Regions from separate parts of the Homo sapiens genome. Here region 2 is linked to region 1. A link is a contact called in ENCODE Hi-C or POLR2A ChIA-PET data. All regions are on one chromosome and are shown on one strand. The core of a region is the stretch at or near the end of the contact, and the rest is flanking DNA. Distances in the headings are between cores, read along the strand shown.

The links. Hi-C counts contacts between places; a loop is a spot of excess contacts on that map. ChIA-PET counts read pairs that join two places held with the same protein, here RNA polymerase II (POLR2A). Pooled maps may share reads with other maps.
Region 2: a pooled map shows a loop between it and region 1 (5-fold over the local background). The contact joins two enhancer-like sites. A Hi-C loop is called at or near these places in 1 of 168 maps with a recorded cell type or tissue (naive thymus-derived CD4-positive, alpha-beta T cell) and 7 of 50 pooled maps. POLR2A ChIA-PET finds 5 or more read pairs at or near these places in 3 of 52 experiments (CD4-positive, alpha-beta memory T cell, T-cell and activated CD8-positive, alpha-beta T cell).

What each region holds. Positions count from the first base shown.
Region 1 is chrX:65,702,404-65,708,010 of GRCh38, reverse strand. The region is part of intron 1 of MSN (moesin); the gene reads right to left. Among named protein-coding and RNA genes, the nearest start is that of MSN, 38 kb to the right of the region's middle. RefSeq lists an enhancer at 1,366-1,425 and a silencer at 3,684-3,856. Within about 2 kb of position 1,555, at least 20 of the 41 ENCODE cell types and tissues checked have a DNase peak (open chromatin) inside an H3K27ac peak, as active enhancers do.
Region 2 is chrX:65,929,250-65,934,428 of GRCh38, reverse strand. No RefSeq gene overlaps it. Among named protein-coding and RNA genes, the nearest start is that of MIR223HG, 84 kb to the left of the region's middle. RefSeq lists an enhancer at 1,106-2,305. Within about 2 kb of position 2,073, at least 3 of the 41 ENCODE cell types and tissues checked have a DNase peak (open chromatin) inside an H3K27ac peak, as active enhancers do.

The DNA.
Region 1 (5,607 bases), core at 306-2,805:
AAAATAATAAAAATTTTAAAATTAAAAATTAGAAAAAAACTAAGTCATGAGGACAAGGCCATTGGTCTATGCTCTCCTGTTTTCTGTGTACGTGTCAGAGGTAGCAGGGAGTAAGGGTAGTAACAGCTGGGGCCTGAAAGTGATAGATAGGATAGAAGTCCTGATCAAAGAAGGTCCCTTTGTTCTCTCTTAGATTAATCAGGGATTCAAGAGTGCAAGATGGGCTGCAGGCCCAGACCCACTGCCACAGAGGGCCCACTGGATGCTCACCCTTAGTAGGCACCCATGGTCTTCTTTTCGGGCCTAGACGCTGCTCTCTCCCTAAAGAGAAGACAGTGGTCTTGTTTGGGAGGAAAGAACCTAAAAATGAAGTTTCCAAAGTTGGCAGAAAATTCCCAGCCAGTCCTTCAGTTTGACAGGAATACAGGAGCTGACCCGGATGGGGTAGCATTTCAAGATGTAGTCCCCAGAAGAGAACTGTTTATATGCCTAGATCCCTGCCTAAGCCAGGCCCTGAGGATCTAGGCACAGCATGAGGTTAAAGACTGTGTCTCAGAAGAACATTAAGGTTTGAAGGAACAATAACAAAATGTCTGCATGTGTGTTTGGGGAAGGAGGAGTGTCATCCTCTCACATGCACTGGCCCTCCCACCTGTTGCCCAAGAACAATAAGCCCACTGTTATTTACTGAGCAATTCAACATAGACGCTTCCCACACCAAGCACTTCACTAAGCACAAACAAACTCATCTCGGTGGTACACTGTCCAAAGCCTTCAACAAACTGGGTTCTCTCTCATGTCTCCAGTTAGCTGGGCTGAGACACAAAAGTAACCAGGCCAGATGCTACCTCTGTCTTGGCACCAGCAGCTGAGAGGTACTTTGGTGTCTGGGCCTGCCAGTTTCAAATAAGCAACCCTCTCTTTGCCTATCATCAGAAGCACCCAGGTGAGCTGTAGCCCAGCTACAGCAAAAGGGATTAGCAATGGTTTCCCCTCACCTACCCCATGTCACTGAACTATAAGATGGCTCTTTCCTGGAGAGAAGTTTGGAAGAGTCAGAGAGAAAAGCAGAGAGTAAGTCAAATAATTACAAGTAACTTGCCTGGAGCATGGACCTCCGAGCTGAGGGGATGAACATTACCATCCCCACTTCATAGATGAGAAAACTGAAGTGCATAGAGGCAGGTGACAGAAGGATGGAAATGAACACTTACTGAATGCCAACAATGTGTCGGCCTCATCACACACAGTCTCACTTAACATCACTGAGGTCACATTTACTCAGCCAACAAGTAGTGGAGGCGGGTCTTCTGGACATTCCTGGAGCTCCTTCCACAACTCCACCCACCTCTCCTGTCATGTTGTCTTCAGACACTGGCTTGGCAACTATTTTGGCTAAGACTCAAACATTCTGGCATAGGAAGCCTGGGCACATCTGGGAAGCACTGCTTGGGAAGGTCCCCTTGTCTCACTGGGGCAGAGGTTGTGAGTCAGCCCAGTTGGGTCTGAGCTCAATGACCTCATTTCCACCTGCCACCTCCCCAGGGGGCCACCCCTGCTGGGCTTTCAGTGGGGCTGCTGGTGTAGAGAAGAAGGCAAGTATAAGTGGGGCAGGGGAGCCAGAAGAAGGATGTGCCCTACCAACGCAATCCCAGAGTTCTAGTATCTTCCTTGGCCAGAGAATAGTCATCACAGCGTCACTCACACTGCCTTCATCAGGTCGGAAGCTAAACTCCATTGTTTAGGCTCCAGTTCCCACCATTTCCTGCTACTAAGAGTGGGGCCAAGGCAGGGCAGGGCAGGTCCTGGTCTGTTTTGCCTCTCTGGATGACAGCACTGTCTCAACTAGCTTTTTTCCATAAGAGGGAAAACAAGGTTTGCTTTGAATCTTTAGCCTAGGGGCCATTCTGCTCCTCCTCCTCTTCCTTCACTGACTAACTCACTTCTCAGCAAGTCAGCCTCTTCCCTGTTGACTTGGAAGTGGTAACTGGTACAGTTATCTGCTAGGACCTCTTCCAGACTCTCAATACAGCCCATAAAACCTGACTGGGGTTAACCTTTCCTATGCCTGTGCCTTTTCCCAGTAGCTTCTAGAAAGGAGAACAACACCCAACCTCACTCACACCTTAATGGGTTAGCAGTATTTCTTCAACCACTCCAACTGCTCCAGAGGGCGTCAGAGACAAGGGTCCCCTTTCATTTGTTTTGACCCAGCCCTGTCATCCGAAGCTCCTCAAGAAGCATTTCAACTGGAAGACAAGGGCACACTGGAAACTGAGAGTTACTCCTCCAATTACCATATGTGTGAGGGTTAGCAATGGAAATATAACCACCTTGTCCCTGTGGGAGCAGAGTTCAGGTCAGAGGTGAAAATTGAAAGAAAAAAATCAGAAACAGTGATGTCACTTTAGCAAGTTAGTTTCTTCGTTAATCCAGCCGTAATTGCATGGCCTTTTGTTCAACCTCAGGCCCAGGTAAACCCCTCTTGTTTTTCTCTCCACACGTGAAAGTCAGGAAGAAAACCATCTGCTTAGTGTCTGAACCTAACTTCAGTTCTTACTTTCAAAATCACCTTAGCCAAACCATACCCCCAGGGCAAATACTCTCCAGCCCCAACTCATCTCTCCTTCTTAGGCACATGGGCTGACACACCAGCTCCTTAGCATGGCCATTCCTCTTTTTACATTTTCTCATTATTTCAACCCATGCATCCTAGAATCTCATATGGCTTCTCCCTTCTGAACTTCAACTTGTCCTCTAAGAAAATAAACAGTCCAGAATCCCAAACTGTCAGACCTGAAAAAGACGTCAGAGATCACTCGATTCGAACCTTGCAACATACAGCTGGGGAAACTGAGGTCCAAAGAAAGGTAGGCACTGGCCCAGAGCCACACAGCTGCTAGGCAGTGTGGGAGGAGGGGCTAAAAACCTGGCTTTTGAGGCTGGGCGCGGTGGCTCACACTTGTAATCCCAGCACTTTGGGAGGCCAAGGTGGGAGGATCACCTGAGGTCAGGAGTTCGAGACCAGCCTGACCAATATGGTGACATCCTGTTTCTCCTAAAAATACAAAAAATTAGCCAGGCATGGTGTTGTGTGCCTGTTGTCCCAGCTACTAGGGCGGCTGAGACAGGAAAATTGCTTGAACCCGGGAAGCGGAGATTGCAGTGAGCCAAGATTGCGCCACTGCACTCCAGCCTGGGTGACGGAGCAAGACTCCATCTCAAAAAAAAAAAAAAAACCTGGCTTTTGATCCACTAGCCTATTTAGTAAGCCATAGTGCCAGCCTGACATTTAGAAAACAGTAGATACTTCAAGCATACTATTATTGATCTAAAAAAAAAACTATGTGGAGGAGGCTGGATCAATTTGTTTCCGTGAAAAACTCCAAGCTGGCACTGCTTGGAAGTTTAGCTTTCAACAGAGGGCAGGCCTAACTTTCAGGATCTGAGACAATCACCACCACCCATTCTAGGGAGACTAAATATTTTATAACACCATGGAAGGAGAACTCAGAGAGCCCTGTTTCCAGAACTGTTTTCTTTGGAAAAACTTGAATAGCAACTGGTTGGGAAGGCCCCCAGTAATAGGCATAGCCAAGACTCAAGCTGGGGATTGAGGAGGGCACAGAGCAGAGAAAGAGGAAGGGAATTTGAGTAATGGGTTCATATCCAGGCAGCCAAGAACAACAGATTCCTTCAACTCCCATAAAACTTCAAAGCTGCTGAAATAAAAGAAGTGCAGACCCATCATTAATAAAGTAAGTCTCCAGATGGGCAAAGCCCCTATCCGGGGCCACACCTAGCTGGGCTTCACTCTTTAGCGTCACTTTCCTGCTTGACCCAGCTTCCTGCCAGCAAGTTTTACAGGAAGTATTTGTAGACTGGAAACTGACCATTTTTGGCTGCCTGAATATGCCAGCTCTGCCCAGGGTGCCAGAAGAGGGCTCTATTCCCTCTGCTTAGGAACAGACTCCAGCAACCTCCAGCATCATACTTCTGAAGCACACTGGAGCTGATCCAAACCCAAACTTGGGTTCCATCTATTGCTCATGGGAATGTTAAAACTGCTGAAGCCAGGATTAGTCAAATATGCAGTTGCAGGGGGACGCTTCTGGCCCTAATCAAAAAGCTCTGTTTCCAGCTGAGCGTGGTGGCTCATGCCTGTAATCCCAGCACTTTGGGAGGGTGAGGCAAGCAGACCGCTTGAGCCCAGTTAAAGACCAGCCTGGGCAAAATGGCGAAATTCTGTCTCTACAAAAAGTACAAAAATTAGCTGGGCATGGTGGCGCACGCCTGTAGTCCCAGCTACTAATACTTACTTAGGAGGCTGAGGCATGAGAATCGCTTGCTTCAACACAGGAGGCAGAGGTTGCAGTGAGCCAAAATCTTGCCACTGCACTCTATCCTGTGCAACAGAGAGAGATCCTGTCAAAAAAAAACAAAAAACAAAAAACCTCTGTTTTCAACCCCAGGGGTAGGCTAAGGTTGGCTTCCTACCTACCTTGCTGGTAAGCTAAGAACCAAATCTAGTATCTGGGAAACCCACAGAAAACCCAGGAGCCCTTGTCCTGGAAATAATGGTCTCAGCATTTTGAGCTTTGGAGCCTTTTTGACCTTCCTCTTTCTAAAATTCAGTTTCCTAATCTATAAAACGGGTCTAATAATATCGACCTCAGTACAGGGTTATTGGGAGATTTAAGTTAACATAACAGACATGTTTGACACTGGAGGAAGAAAATAATTGAACAGTAATAAAAATAAAAATAATAATAATAATAGACATGAAAGTACTTGACACATCATAAGTAGAATGTGATGATTACTAATCCCTCCCCTTTTAGCCATATTATGACGAATATCCTACCTGTCAGGAATAATTTAAAACAAAAACCTGTTTCACTACAGAGGGCTAGGGGCTGCCCAAGAAGACCTCTAAAGAGCCCTTCTAGCATAAAGGACTCTCACTTTCAGGGAAAACTAAAAGGTGATTACATTTCTAGTTGGCAAGACAATGTGAAACCATGCACAACAGTTAAATACACATGTATTCCAGCATTATTTTAAATATTTTATCTCTTGAGAGAGATGGGGATTTCCTCCCCAAGAAGCAGAATCCTATGGAAAGGCAGAGCACAACACAGCACCTATGCTGCCTTATTATTTTCAAAGGCTGCCTGATCTTCCTTCCTTATTCTGGACTCTGCCTTGCCATTTTCTCCAGTTATGTCCCATTAACACACACAAGTCTGCAACCCTCAACACAACCCACTGGGACCTCCAAACTCCCTCAGATGGTATCCAGAAGATCACAAACTGTTTTTGTTTTGTTTTGTTTTGTTTTGTTTTAGACAGAGTCTCACTCTGTCACCCAGGCTGGAGTGCAATGGCGTGATCTTGGCTCACTGCAACCCCCGTCTCCCGGGTTCAAGCAATTCCCCTGCTTCAGCCTCCCAAGTAGCTGCAATTACAGGCACCCACCACTATGTCTGGCTAATTTTTGTATTTTTAGTAGAGAAGGGGTTTCACCCTGTTGTCCAGGCTGGTCTTGAACTCCTGGCCTTAAGTGATTCGACCGCCTTTGCCTCCCAAAGTGCTGCGATTACAGGC
Region 2 (5,179 bases), core at 824-3,323, 230 kb before region 1:
GGGGAGAGGGGAGGGATAGCATTAGGAGATATACCTAATGCTAAATGATGAGTTAATGGGTGCAGCCCACCAGCATGGCACATGTATACATATGTAACTTACCTGCACACTGTGCACATGTACCCTAAAACTTAAAGTATAATAATAATAAAATAAAGAAAAGAATTAAATATCTTGACTAAATGATTTATTCCAGAAATGCAATACAGTAATGGGCCTCATAAATTTTTTTATCAATGATGGACCACATAAATGACAGTGGTCTCATAAGAGTATAATGAAGCTGAAAAATGTTTATTGCCTAGTGACTTAGTTGTCATAGCATTGTAGCACAATACACTACTCACATATTTGTGGTGATTATGGTGTATACAAACCTAGTATTAATAATAAACAACTCTGTTACTGGCTTATGTAGATATCATACTATATTTTCATCTTTATTTTAGAATGTACTCCTTCTATTTATGAAAAGTTCACTCTAAAACAACCTTAAGCAGGTTCTTCAGGAGCTATTCCAAAAGAAGGCATTATTTCCATAGAAGATTAAAGCTTTGTGTGTTGCTGCTCCCAAGGATCTTCCAGTAAAAGAAGACATGGAGGTGAAAGACAGTGATATTGATCACCCTGAATCTGGACAGGCCTAGGCTAATGTGTGTTTTCATGTCTTAGTTTTTAAGAAAAAAAGTTTTAAAAGTATTTAAAATATTAAAAATTTAAAAGTAGAAAAAGCTTATAGAATAAGGATATGAAGAAAAAATATTTTTGTACAGCTGTACAATGTGTATGTGTTTTAAAGCAAGTATTATTACAAAAGAATCAAAAATATTAAAAAATTAAAAAGCTTTTTAAGTGAAAAAGTTACAATAAGCTGAGATTAATTTATTAATGAAGAAAAAAACTTTTTTTGTAAATTTCATGCAGCCTGAGTGTACAGTGTTTATAAAATTTATAGTAGGGTTCAGTAATGTCCTAGGCCTTCACATTTACTAACCATTCACTCACTGACTCATCCAGAGCAACTTCCGGTTCCGCAAGCTTCATTCATGGCAAGTATTATATACAGGTGTACTGTTTTTATTTTTTATGTTGAATTTTACTGTACCTTTTCTATATTTAGATACACAAATACATATTATTGTCCTACAATTGCCTACATTATTCAGTACAGTCACATACTTTACAGGTTTGTAGCCTAGGAGCAATAGGCTACACTACAGAAACTAGGTATGTAATAGGCTATGCCATCTAGGTTCATGAAAATACATTCTATATTGCTCTCACAAAAAGAAAATCACTTAACAGTGCATTGTTTAGAATATGTCTCAATCATAAAGTGATACATGACTGTATAAAAATACCAATCAATGTAATGTTAGATGTGAGTTCTAAATTTCTCTTGAAAGGATCAATATGTCAGTATGTTCAATTCTTTGCCTTCTACTTTTAAACTTAACTTCCTCGTAAAGCAACCTTTTTCAATTACCTGCTCCATCCTGACTCATTCCCATTACCTTCTCCACTCTGACTCATACTCATTACCTGCTCCACCCTGACTCATTCCAATTACCTGCTCTGCCCTGACTCATTCTGATTGTTTGCTCCACCCGGACTCATTCCAATTACCTGCTCTGCCCTGACTCATTCTCCACCCTGACTCATTCTGATTTCCTGATCTGCCATAACCATTTTTTCCCGCCAAACCACTCACCTTGTCACTCTCTTTAAATTAGCCAATCAGAATTAGTTTAGCCTGTTCAGTCTAACCCTAGCCAATAGGGGAACAACAGCAGCAGGGACCACATGTGTCAGGAATAAGAACCCCTCCCCCTCCCTTGTCCAGGTGTGCACTCACCATTGCTCCATCTGTAAGGGTGGGCCCTTTTATAGAAGTACATTGCCTTGCTGAGAATTAAAAAAAAAAAATTATATTTGAATGCTATTTCTTTTGCAGCACCAAAATTTTATTTGTAACAACTTAGGGGCTCGCCCATGATTACATTCCCCTCCAGGGACAGTCTCTGGTTCTCCCTCGTGAGGAGGCGTGCCCCGCCCCCTTGTGGCGACCTCAGGGCTTAGGAATCAGCACCCACTCAGTGCGAGGAATAACCTGAGATCTCAGCAACGCAGAAAGAAACTGGCCAGCAACCTAGCTTAAAGGGTCCTCACCTACTGTGGCAACAACTCTGTGCACAGACCAAGGAAGGAGAAGCCATGTGAGCCAGTAAAGTACTTCCTTGGTGGTCAGACTCTGGAGGGCTAAATGTGTGTGTACATGAATGATCACAAACAACCCTGCTTGTGGTGTTGTTCATGTAGATGGTGACAAGTCCTACTGCTGGATGGAATGAGTGGGTCCTCTCCACAGTTCTATAGCTACCTCATATGGCTTAAGGTGGATCCTGCCATGGGATTTATACCAGCATGCCAACACTAAGAGGGGCCCCGAGGGAGCAGCCAGAGAGGACAACATGAGTGGGAAGTGGGCAAGGGACATTCAGAGGGGGAAAAGGAGGAAAGAGGTCAACTTTCCAGAGCAGCAAGGCAAGATACCTCCTGGTTTGAGGGGTTAGGCCTTCCGGAACAGGCAAGGCAAGACATCCCTGGTTTGAGGGGTTGAGGCTTTCAGGGCAGACAAGGTGAGACATCCCTGGTTTGAGGGATTGAGGCTTCCAGGACAGGCAAGACAAGACACCCCTGGATTGAGGGGTTGAGACTTCTGCAAATTTCAGGGGGCTGAACCTCACACAAAACTCCAGTAGTAAGAAAAATATTCAGAACTCCCCTTTCCTTTCTTCTCAGGGGAAGAAAGAGTAGCTCCACTCCCGCCTATCCCTCCCCTAGGGGAAGGGGAAGGAGAGTGGAGAACAGTAGCATAAGTGGCCAGCAGAGGCAGAGAAAAAGAGAGAGAGAGAGAAAGACAAAGAGGGAGTCAAAGAGAGACAGAGAAAGAGAGAGAGAGAGAAACAGAGAGAAAGAGAGAGAGAGAAAGAGAGATAGAAGTAGTAAAGAGGAAGCAGTGTACCCTATTCCTTTAAAAGCCAGGGTAAATTTAAAACCTATAATTAATAATTGAAGGTCTTCTCCGTGATCCTATAACACTCCAATACCATCTTGTCATCAGTGTAAACAAGGGCATAGCCTGAAAACACTGAGGCCAGTGACAACCCGTAGCCTTTCTAATAAAAAATCTTTAACCCAGTAACCCGCGGATGGCCCAAATGCATTCAATCTGTAGTGGCAACTGCTTTGCTAACAGAAGAAAGTAGAAAAATAACTTTTAGAGGAAACTTCATTGTGAGCACACCTCATCAAGTCAGAACTATCCTAAGTCGGAAAAATAAAAAGGTAGCTTACTGACTCAATAATTTTAAAGTATGAGGCTACTCTGTTAGAAAAAGATGATTTAACATTAAACACTGAAAATTCCCTTAACCCAGCATGTTTCCTAACAGAGGATCTAAATCTTAATTACCATCCAAAGGTTCGACCAGACCTAGGAGGTACTCCCTTCAGAACAGGCGATAGATGGTTCCTCCTGGGTGACTGAGGGAAAAAGACACAATGGGTATTCAGTAAGTGATAAGGAAACTCTTGTAGAAGCAGAGTTAGGAAAACGGCCCAATAATTGGTCTGCTCAAACTTGCAAGTTGTTTGCAATAAGCTGAACCTTAACGTACTTACAGAATCAGGAAGGAGCCATCTATACCAATTCTAAGTTAATTTGAACTGAACAAGGTCTTATTAATAGCAAAGAATAATTGAAATCCCAAACTTACAAGGTTTTCAACAAAAGTAAAGTTTGCTAGAAGTTAACAGTGTAACATGTATTATCCTAACTTGTAATCTTGTGGCCTTGCACAGTCTAGTCCACAGACATGAAGGAGGTCCACTTTGGAAAAGAATGGCTATCATCCTTGAGGAAAAAAAGGCGGGGGGGAGAATTTATGTAAAAAAGAATGTTATATGGTAAATTCTTGTCCTAAAATAAATTAAATGGTTGTTTAAAGAAAGGGATGTTTGCAACAAGTCAGAAAGTTGAGGCATGTCAAAGAATTGTCTTTGAAAGTCGTGAAAAAAAGTTATAAAAGGGAATTTATGCAAGAAATGTTGTATAATTTAAAAGTAATTAGGCCTCCTGAATGTAAACTATTGAAGAAAGAGTGTGCAATGTGTGTAAGGAAAGTAAAATATACTTTTGGTAAAAGGATTATAAGGAGGCATAAGAATGTGTATTTTTACCTACATTAAAAGGTTAAAAAATATTTTGTTTTAAAGGTTTAAGCAAGTTTTGAAAAGTTAATTGTAAAGGAAATTGTGTGTGTAAACATATTGGCTAAAGTTAAAGGTGTATCATCTGGTTTCTCTGTGAACTGGACATTAAAATAAAAGCACAACAGGTTTTTCTTAAAGCACTAACTTGCTCTTTAACAAAAATTATAAAAGACTAAAAAGAGTCTATAAAAATCTTACCTTATGGTCAGACATTAAAAATTGAATAAATATGTCTACAAGGTTTTATTAAAATTAAGCTTAACATTAATAACACACTAATATGAAGGTGAAATTTAGCTTATCTGGTATAAAAATAATACAGGAAGCATTGTTAAATATAAAATGGTGTTTGGCTTTCTTTGGTCTAAAAACTAATAAAAATAGGTGCTAAACAAAATTTATCAACAAGAAGGCACCAAGGACTATAAAGTCCACTGTTGATGTCCCCACATTTAAAACAAAAGATTAGTTTCTTAGAAATTATATACTTGGTTTATCCTCCACCTTCTCTTCCCTTAAAACAAGAGATCTTTTAGCACAGGCACCACCTTTGGGGTTTCCAGTACATCAGCATCAGCCTGGGGATCGTGTTCTCATCAAAGGGTGGAAAGAAGGGAAAGTCAAGCCAGCCTGGGGAGGACCCTACCTTGTGCTGCTAACCATGAGACTGCTGCTCGTACAGTGGAAAGGGATGGGTACAACACACCCAAGTCAAGCAATGTCATTATCCTCAGAATCATGGACCATTGTTCCTGGATCAAGCCCTACCAAATTAAACCTAAGGAAAGCTTAGTCTATCTTTTCCTTTCCTTTCCTTACCCAGTGCTTATATCCATTACTATTCCTACCACTAGCAACTCTAACCCCACTTTAAAGCACTTCTATGGTTTTGGAGCAGAGGTCA